Linked DNA regions of Homo sapiens: regions 1 and 2 are each linked to region 3. Evidence: chromatin contacts called from ENCODE Hi-C or POLR2A ChIA-PET data. All regions are on one chromosome and are shown on one strand. The core of a region is the stretch at or near the end of the contact, and the rest is flanking DNA. Distances in the headings are between cores, read along the strand shown.

Region 1 (3,033 bases), core at 43-2,542, 560 kb after region 3:
TTCTTGAAAACACAATGACAGTTCAAACCTTACTAAGATAATGTCAGCACTTGGTTTTTAATAATGTCAATACTTGGTTTTTAAACTTTGCTTGGATTAACACTCTGTAACTCTTTGGCATATTTTGCTGCCATACTATTTCTTTACATCTTAATGAAATTTTTTTGTAAACTTGTAATTCAGAGGAATAACATACTTGCAACCATTTAAATTACTTATGAGAAAATTTAGTCAATAGTTATCAGGAGACTGATTTTTGAGTATGTTACGTTAATAAAACTCACTATTTCTGTTTTAAGTAGTATTGATAAAAATTCAAGTTTCTTGAGCGATTGAGAGTGACTCTAATGGCCAGAAATTTGAATATTGAACTTAGCCTCGTTTATAATTTTGGCTCCACTTTTTATTAGCTTTAGAACCTTAGGGAAATGGCTTACTTCATTTCCATTTCCTTATTAACAATGAATTTCAGTTTTTTTTATTGTTACCATTTAGGATGTTTCCTACCATTAAGGATTCATTTCCAAAATAAATTAACTCTTCAAGGCAGTTAGTGCACCTTTTTGCAGAATAGACAAATAATTTGTATTATGAGTTCATTTCCATCTGAAATAATTATGATTTGAGTGTCTACTCATACTCAACATTTTGAAAAGATTCATTAGGAATGCAAAAGTAAAAAACTCTTATCCCAGCTAGGCATGGTGGCTCATGCCTGTAATCCCAACACTTTGGGAAGCTGAGGCAGGAGGATTGCTTGAGGCCAATTGTTTGAGACCAGCCTGGGCAACCATAGCAAGACTCTGTTTCTATAAAAAAAATTTAAAAATTAGCTGGGCATGGTGTGTGCCTGTAGTCCCAGCTACTTGGGAGGCTGGGGCAGGAGGATCGCTTGAACCCAGGAGGTGGAGGTTACAGTGAACCATGATATCGCCACTGTACTACAGCCTGGGTGACGGAGTGAGACCCTGTCTCTTTAAAAAAAAAAAAAGACTCTTGCCTCCTCATGGAATTCACAGTTGGAAAGGAAGGGCATTTATTGAACTAAGGAGTAGTTCAGAGTAAGTAGAGATGATGCATTTTAAAGCCTATGACATAGAATCTGTAATGTAGTAAAATCTCAGCAAATGTTAGCCACTGCTGTTTGGTACTTTCTAATTTCTAGATGTAATGGAAGATAGATGGAGATTTAAGTGACAAGGCAAAAGTGAGACATTAGAAATTAATCACTCCCTTCTTTAACTGAACACTGGGTACACTAAAGAGTGGTTTTTTGTTTGTTTTTTAAGGAAGCAAGACATTATTCAATTCTCATTCGTCATGTTTTTAAGTCTCTATGAATAGAGAGACTTTGATAAAATGAATAATTTGGTCACTTACATAGTACAGGATATCAGTTCTGAAATACATTGTGTGCTCATATATGTGAATGTTTATTTATGTGTGGTTTTCATAAGAGATTGAAACAGAAACCAAATCCGTTATCGTTTGATCTTTTCCTTTTTACAGTGTTGTGATGTTTCAAGTTATGGGTGCACAGGAGAGAGATAAGAACTGGATATGGAAAGAATGCTGTTAAGATTTAAAATGAATAGGATTTGAGTCATTGGTGCTCATGGGTGTTGTGTACATACTGTTGCCAGCACATATTGTGGTTAGAGTTTTGTTTCTGGAGTCAGTCTGCCTGGATTTAAATTCTGACAGTTCCACTTACGCTTAACCTCTCTGATTAATTTTCCTCATCAATAAAGTTGAATTAATAATAGTGCCTACCTTATAGGGTTTAATTGACAGTTAATTGAGATATCATATGTAAATTGTTTAGCACAATGCCTGGGCACTAAAGTATTATCTAAGGCTGTTGCTAATGGAGTGCTCTGAGGCTAACTACTTCTGGTGGTAGCTCCCAGAATCCAGATAAACTGTTCTACATCTAAAATTAACTAGTTTTCTCTTTTACATAACTGACATAAAAAGTAGAAATAAAATTAGCCGGTTTTCAGAATTCTTGAAGTAACCTGCCATCTATGTCTTAAGCAAAACAAACTCTGGAGGTACCCCCCCCCCCCAATTATTTCAGTTACACAAGCATAAGTGGGTTGAATAGGATAATAGTCGGTTTTTCACTGAATTTAGAAATGAGTTATCTTTATGAGCCATTGAAAATTAATTAAATAGCACATTAGCCTGTTGCTTTCTTCTCTGGTCTGTTATTGTCTCATGATAAAGTTTTTGAATAGAAGGGTGTTTAAAGTGCAAAACAAAAATAATTTGAGAAAATAGAAATGAAAAAAGAATAGTAACAGCTATTTTTCGCTCTCCTTGAAAGTACAGGGACAGTTCATACCTTACTAAGAGAATGCCAGCCTTGAAATGTCAGTACTTGAGATGATATAGAATGCAGAGTTTAAAAGTACTGGGATTTTAAAAAGAAATGATAACTTATAGTGAATTTAATTTAGCTAATGATAAATTTAGTGAATAAGAAGTGTTATCTTGTTAGACTTACGGAAGTATAGAGTAGAATGGTTGGTAACCAGATATGGGTGGTGGGGGTAGGAGGAGGGTGTAGGGAAGGGGGAGATGTTAGTCAAAGAGTACAAAGTTCTGGTTACACAAGAGGAGTAAGTTCTAGTGACCTATTGCATAGCATGATGACTGTAGTTAATAATAATGTATATTTCAAAATTCCTAAAAGACCATTTAAAATGTTCTCACCACAAAGAGAGATAGGTATATGAGGTGATGGATATATTAATTAGCCTGATCTAATCATTTCACAATATATACATGTATCATAATATCACATTGTACCCCATAAATATATATAATCATTATTTGTCGATTCAAAATAAATAATGAAATAAAAATGTTATCTCTTTTTAGTATGACGTGCTGTAAAAATAGTATACATAGTTTCTTTTTATAGTAAATATTTGAGATTTGAGGAAAGGGTTTATTTTAAAATATTGCTTAAATATTTCAAATTTATTATTTTCAAGATTCAACTATTTGTATATAGTAAAATCATAG
Region 2 (2,934 bases), core at 155-2,654, 630 kb after region 3:
TCTGTAGTAATGACCAAAGGTAATTGCTAATGAATGGCTTTCCATGGGTTGAAGGGCACTGTACTAAGGGCACTTTGGAATTTTTTTTTAGAGAGATTGCATTTTTGGTTGTCACAATGAATAGGAAAACTACTTGGATTTAATAGATGAGAGCCTAGGAGGTACCGTCCCAGATGTTCATGTGGGTTCAAAGCAACAACAACAAAATATTGATAATCAATTACCTGTGCCTTGAACCTAACTATATTTTCCATGTAAAAACAACATATTTTTTGCGTGGATTCAGACATACCTAATTTTCCATGAATTTAACTGTTACATAAAACAAATAAATCTTGAACTTTGCTTTTTGGACCTTTACTAGGATTTGTTCACCTTTTACAGAGTTATATTAGCATTGGCAACACTAGCTGTATTCAGTATAACACACCTGTATTAATCTGTGTTTATAGTTGTCCTGTTTATGGTGGATGTATGAATAAGTATAGAATTTGACTCCTTCATCACATCTTCTCGGGTAGCTAGTTCTAAGCATTTCCTTATTGAAATACATATTACTTTATTATAAATTAACTCCCTTTTATTTCTCCTTTGCATCTTTCCAGGGAAGGCCTTACGCTGATTCTATTTTTGAGAAGTTATGTGTAGGTAGATTATATTATCTATAAACTTAATTGCAGGATCATAATAATTGCCCTACAAATTTAGCGGGGAGAGAGCTTTGCTCTTGACCATGCCTGTTGTTCTAACTGATACCAATGAATACACACTCAGCCCTTTGTCTGCCTTCTTTGCTTTAGTGCTAAGAGGCAGAAAGGACTGACAATAGCGAGCTAAGCCTTTGGGGTCTGTATTTCAAATAAAACAGGAGTGATTTTTACATTCATCAATGGCAAGCCTGGGTTTGGACACAAATGCAAAAGATGCCTCCTATGCAATGTCATTTGAGAGCTAATTCTCTCTGAGGGTTAAATATTAATCCAGGATCTTCCATGAACTGTTCTGCACACACTAGTTTATTAGAGGACACAGATTGGGATAGGACTCTCTGTTGATATGGGGGAGGCAGGGCCGACACAGCTCTGGAACTCCAGGCGCTCAGAAAGGGAAAGAGGGGGAGGTGAAGAAACCACACTGGCCATCTGGGGGTAGGAAGGAGTGCCAAGGGAAGCAGCATGCACAGGGCCACTGAGAGGACTTGCGGCCAGTGATACCAACCTCACCGTTTGCCTTGGTCAGCTCGCTGGGGTGACTGAATTAACCACATCTCTCTCTCCTTAATTGGAGCAGATAATTGGCAAGCTGGCTTTGTGCACAGGAAATGTGTTCAGATAGATTTGGCGGAGTGTGGCAGGAAGAATGGGGACCACCTGATTTCATCTTGTGCCAAGGAGGGCGACACAAAGCGCCAGTGTCTCCTATGGAGCCTGGCCCAGGCAGAGCATTGGGGGCAGAGAGCCCTGTGCAAACCCACAGGCCGGTGCTCCCTTCAGGAACCTCAGCTGGCTGGGCTGAACTGGGAGCATGCTGGAGCAGCTGATGCTCAGGAGCCCTGGGGCGGGCTCTGTGGTTCAGCTGCTTTGTGACTTTGGCCATGTAATTTAACCTCTCTGTCTGTTTCCTCATCTGCAAAACAACTGAAAAAGAAATGTTATAACGCCTTTAAGATTATGTCACTCCATCCCATGCAACCCACAGATGCTGCTTGAATGCCTACTCTGTGGGTAGAGCTGCTCTGGGAGCTCTGCCTACTTCCTGTTGATCCCTTGTAGGAGTGAGAGGAGTGTAAAACACAAAGATAAACCATAAACAAATCACTGCAGGGCCATTTAAATCTTCACCTTCTCCCCAGAAAAGTCTTCAGCACTTTCACGCCAGGTTGGAAAATATGGCCAAACCTCCTCCCTCAGCCCTTTGCCCAACTCTTTTTCAGAAGTACCCCCAGGAGAGGGATTATTTAGAGATAGTTGTTGCCAGGGTGACAGAAACCAAACATCAACAGAAGTGTCACTATTTCTAAGGACACTTTGAGTGAAGTGCTCATCTGATGACCGACCCCATGACTGCCAGAGGCTCTTTTCCAGCTTTTTGGAATCTTTATCTTAGAAAACCCTTTGTTGTTGTGAAATGCTCTCAGGTCCAGAAAGGAAGTGAGGGTCAGTCAGCAATGCAATCGCAACCCCCTCAGTACACACAAGCAGCACTGTGGAATAGCAACTGTTTTTGAAGGACTCATCTTCATTTGACCCTGGCTTAGAGTTGGTCTATGAGGGCTGTTTCCTGGGGATTTCCACCTGAACTGCAAAGAGCCCTGGCCCCAGCTCATGCCACGTGGAGGATGGAGACAGCTGTATTTCTTGTGTGACTTTCTCTGTGTGGCAAGAGGTAGATGAAGGGAGTCAAGGACAGAGCAAGTCTCTCTACAATCCTGAGCATCAACATAGCAACAGAAGCATTTTGTGACTTGTGTTCCTAAGGGTAAGTTTAGGACAAATTACCAAAGCACATAGAATACACATTTGTAACTGACATTATTATCATTATTTTGCTTTTAGCTCAAGATTTATTCTTCATGATCTAGCAGTTATTCAAATGAGCATTTTCTTTTAGTAAAATCATTTGGCTTAGAGCTATCCATCTATTAATATTACCATTCATTACAAACATTTGAAAGCAGACATGCATTTGTATTTTTTTAAATTAATCTTAGTTATCATGCATAGTTGGGTTTGAATTACAGACACTTGCAAGCTCATAAAAACTGTAAGGGGGATAAATTCATAAAATTTATTTTGCAAATAAATAAGCTGTAAGAATCATCAAATATCTCCAAAGATAAAATGAATCAGGGAGTCACATGTCATTCTAATGACCAGCTTGTTAATCAGAGATTCCATAATTACATTCCTCACTGCACTGTTGTTGTTGTGAGGC
Region 3 (2,960 bases), core at 407-2,906:
ATATTCTTTTTTTTTTTTTGAGAGGGAGTCTTGCTCTGTCGCCCAGGCTGGAGTGCAGAGGCGCGATCTCGGCTCACTGCAAGCTCCGCCTCCCGGGTTCACACCATTCTCCTACCTCAGCCTCCCCAGTAGCTGGGACTACAGGCGTGTGCTACCACGCCAGGCTAATTTTTTGTATTTTTAGTAGAGGCGGGGTTTCACTGTGTTAGCCAGGATGGTCTCGATCTCCTGACCTCGTGATCCGCCCACCTCCGCCCCCCCCCCGAAGTGCCGAGTGCTGGGACTACAGGCGTGAGCCACTGCGCCCGGCCCCCGCCTTTTTTTTTTAGATTGATTTTATTACTTGCCTAGCAAAGGAGAACCTTCTGGCAGAACAGTCTCCAAGAACAAGGCAAACAACTAATTTTACATAGGTTTTTACCAATGTACAGCTGTTGATTGTGACTGGTTTCCGGCAATCTGGATTTCACAATCTGGATAAGGGGACAAACAATTGTCTGTCTTCCACTATCTTTCTTGAATTTGAATAGAACCTTTTTATTCTCATAGCCTCTTAGCTTTCTTTCTTTTTTTTTTGAGACGGAGTTTCGCTCTTGTCGCCCAGGCTGGAGTGCAGTGGCGCGACCTTGGCTCACTGCAAACGCTGCCTCCCAGGTTCAAGTTATTCTCCTGCCTCAGCCTCCCAAGTAGCTGGGATTACAGGCGCATGCCACCACGCCCGGCTAATTTTTGGATTTTTAGTAGAGACGGGGGTTTCACCATGTTGACTAGGCTGGTCTTCAACGCCTGACCTCAGGTGATCCGCCCGCCTCGGCATCCCAAAGTGCTGGGATTACAGGCGTGAGCCACTGCGCCCGGCCTCTCATAGTCTCTTAGCTTTCTAAAATTTGAAAAATCCTGTAAAGACACACCTGGGTCAAAGGGCTCAGATAACGGACTGTGGCCCTTAAGTACTTACGTCACAGGTTATTGAGAGGATCGATTTAGTTACCAGATGTAAAATGCTGGGATCAGTGCCTGGCAAAGGAAAACTTTGTACAGCTGCAGGCTTTCACCATACACAACAGCATCGCTAACGAATGCTATTACAATATTCATTTAGCGTTTACCAAGTGCCTACTCTATACAAATCTTGAGAATACAACGTGAAGGTGAACTGCTGACTAAAGTTTGGTCCCTTTCGCTCCGTCTCCTTGCGAAAATGCTCTAACGGCAGGAGGTCACGCGAGCGCTGGACGCGTTTCTCCCCGCGAGCCCCTTTCCGAGGCCTTTCGGGTCCCCCCGGTTATCCCCGCCCGGGCGGTGCGCGCCCCCGCTGTTCCCGCTTCCGCTCCAGAGAGGCAGGGCTTTCCGAGCCTGCTAGCCCCGCGGCCGCAACTAACCCCGGGTCGGAGTGTTCCGGCCCGGCCAGCCCCGCGGCGTGAGGGAAGGGGAGCTCAGCAGTTCCCCGCGCGGGGCCCAGGCGTCGGCGGCAGGGCGGGCCCCTCACCGCCAGCGTGCCAGCCCCGCCCCTACCCACCAGTGTGCCAGCCCCGCCCTTCCCCACGTCGCCGCGCGCCCGGGGGCGGGGCCTGGCGCGCACCGCCCGCGCACGGCGAGGCGCCTGTTGATTGGCCACTGGGGCCCGGGTTCCTCCGGCGGAGCGCGCCTCCCCCCAGATTTCCCGCCAGCAGGAGCCGCGCGGTAGATGCGGTGCTTTTAGGAGCTCCGTCCGACAGAACGGTTGGGCCTTGCCGGCTGTCGGTATGTCGCGACAGAGCACCCTGTACAGCTTCTTCCCCAAGTCTCCGGCGCTGAGTGATGCCAACAAGGCCTCGGCCAGGGCCTCACGCGAAGGCGGCCGTGCCGCCGCTGCCCCCGGGGCCTCTCCTTCCCCAGGCGGGGATGCGGCCTGGAGCGAGGCTGGGCCTGGGCCCAGGCCCTTGGCGCGCTCCGCGTCACCGCCCAAGGCGAAGAACCTCAACGGAGGGCTGCGGAGATCGGTAGCGCCTGCTGCCCCCACCAGGTAGCGGGGTGGGGGTGGGGTCGAAGGCGGGGGCATAGCGGCGGGGCGCTTGGAACCCGGCGAGGGGAGGCTCGCACAGGGGGTTGGGGGGGTGCACGGCCTGGCCCTGGGCTCGGAGGAGGCGGGGCCGCAGAGTTGGCTTGAATGAGTGCAGGGGTCGAGTCTGGAGCATTTGGGGGTGTAGCTTGTAAACAGGGTCGGAGGAGAGAGGCTGTGCAGGAAGAGGGCTGCAGGGGAGACGCGGAGAGTTCGGGCCTTTTGGAGGGAGGAGACGCGTCCCGCCAGGTGGGGGTGCTGGGCTAAGGAAGGGGCGACGCGCGCAGCTCCGGGTGGGGAGGGGGCCTGGGAGGTGGGAGCACTGGGGGTGGGGCGAGAAGGGGAAGGCGCCCGGCCCACTTGGTGGGCGGGGCGGGGGGCGGGGTGGCGGGAAGGAGGAATGCCTGCGGGAGGCCGAACGGGGAGAGTCCGGTGGTGTGGGGTGCGAAAGGAGGTTCCTCGGCCGGCGCGGAGATAGTGAGTTGGGGCTCCAGTAGTCGATCGAGGTAGACACTTAGAGGTAGTTAAGAGCCGCGGTCGCCGAGACGCCTTGGGGACGGTGGGCCTTCGGCCTAGGTGAGGGGCCGCCGAGGGGGTGGGCCACGAGCTGCGAGCGCGGGGGGGTGTGTCACCATGGGGACCGCGGGGCCTAATTGGGCGGGGCGGGGCCGTGGGGAGCCGAAGTGCTGGGATCCGGCTGGGTCCTTCGGTAGGTAGGCTGCACGTGCACCGAGACGAAGATAGAATATTTTGACGTATGTGGAAATTCGTGTCGAGTGGAAAATATTTTATTTTATGAAATAGTGTAATTTTTATGGGGCACCACTGGGCTTTTAGAGGCCTTAATCGGGCGCTGGACAAAGATGTGTGGACGTGAGTGACTCCGGGGAAGCCTGTCGGGAGTTGTCCTCACTTTATG

What was found. Hi-C counts contacts between places; a loop is a spot of excess contacts on that map. ChIA-PET counts read pairs that join two places held with the same protein, here RNA polymerase II (POLR2A). Pooled maps may share reads with other maps.
Region 1: a pooled map shows a loop between it and region 3 (5-fold over the local background). The contact joins the enhancer-like site here to the promoter of MSH6 in region 3. A Hi-C loop is called at or near these places in 1 of 168 maps with a recorded cell type or tissue (ascending aorta) and 8 of 50 pooled maps. POLR2A ChIA-PET finds 5 or more read pairs at or near these places in 1 of 52 experiments (activated CD4-positive, alpha-beta T cell).
Region 2: a map of posterior cingulate gyrus shows a loop between it and region 3 (2.6-fold over the local background). The contact joins the enhancer-like site here to the promoter of MSH6 in region 3. A Hi-C loop is called at or near these places in 10 of 168 maps with a recorded cell type or tissue (CD8-positive, alpha-beta T cell, MCF 10A, PC-9 and 6 more), 2 of 37 single-sample maps with no recorded cell type and 25 of 50 pooled maps. POLR2A ChIA-PET finds 5 or more read pairs at or near these places in 3 of 52 experiments (activated CD8-positive, alpha-beta memory T cell, activated naive CD4-positive, alpha-beta T cell and endothelial cell of umbilical vein).

What each region holds. Positions count from the first base shown.
Region 1 is chr2:48,342,784-48,345,816 of GRCh38, forward strand. All of the region lies in intron 2 of FOXN2 (forkhead box N2), which reads left to right. Among named protein-coding and RNA genes, the nearest start is that of FOXN2, 30 kb to the left of the region's middle. RefSeq lists a silencer at 1,504-1,563. Within about 2 kb of position 1,293, at least 8 of the 41 ENCODE cell types and tissues checked have a DNase peak (open chromatin) inside an H3K27ac peak, as active enhancers do.
Region 2 is chr2:48,414,052-48,416,985 of GRCh38, forward strand. No RefSeq gene overlaps it. Among named protein-coding and RNA genes, the nearest start is that of PPP1R21, 25 kb to the right of the region's middle. Within about 2 kb of position 1,405, at least 3 of the 41 ENCODE cell types and tissues checked have a DNase peak (open chromatin) inside an H3K27ac peak, as active enhancers do; they include dorsolateral prefrontal cortex, where a contact is called at or near this core.
Region 3 is chr2:47,781,489-47,784,448 of GRCh38, forward strand. MSH6 (mutS homolog 6) reads left to right here and starts at 1,657. Exons shown (of 10, transcript NM_000179.3): 1 at 1,657-2,005. The coding sequence starts at 1,746. RefSeq lists silencers at 1-79, 1,230-1,709, 1,990-2,149, 2,350-2,439 and an enhancer at 1,030-1,099.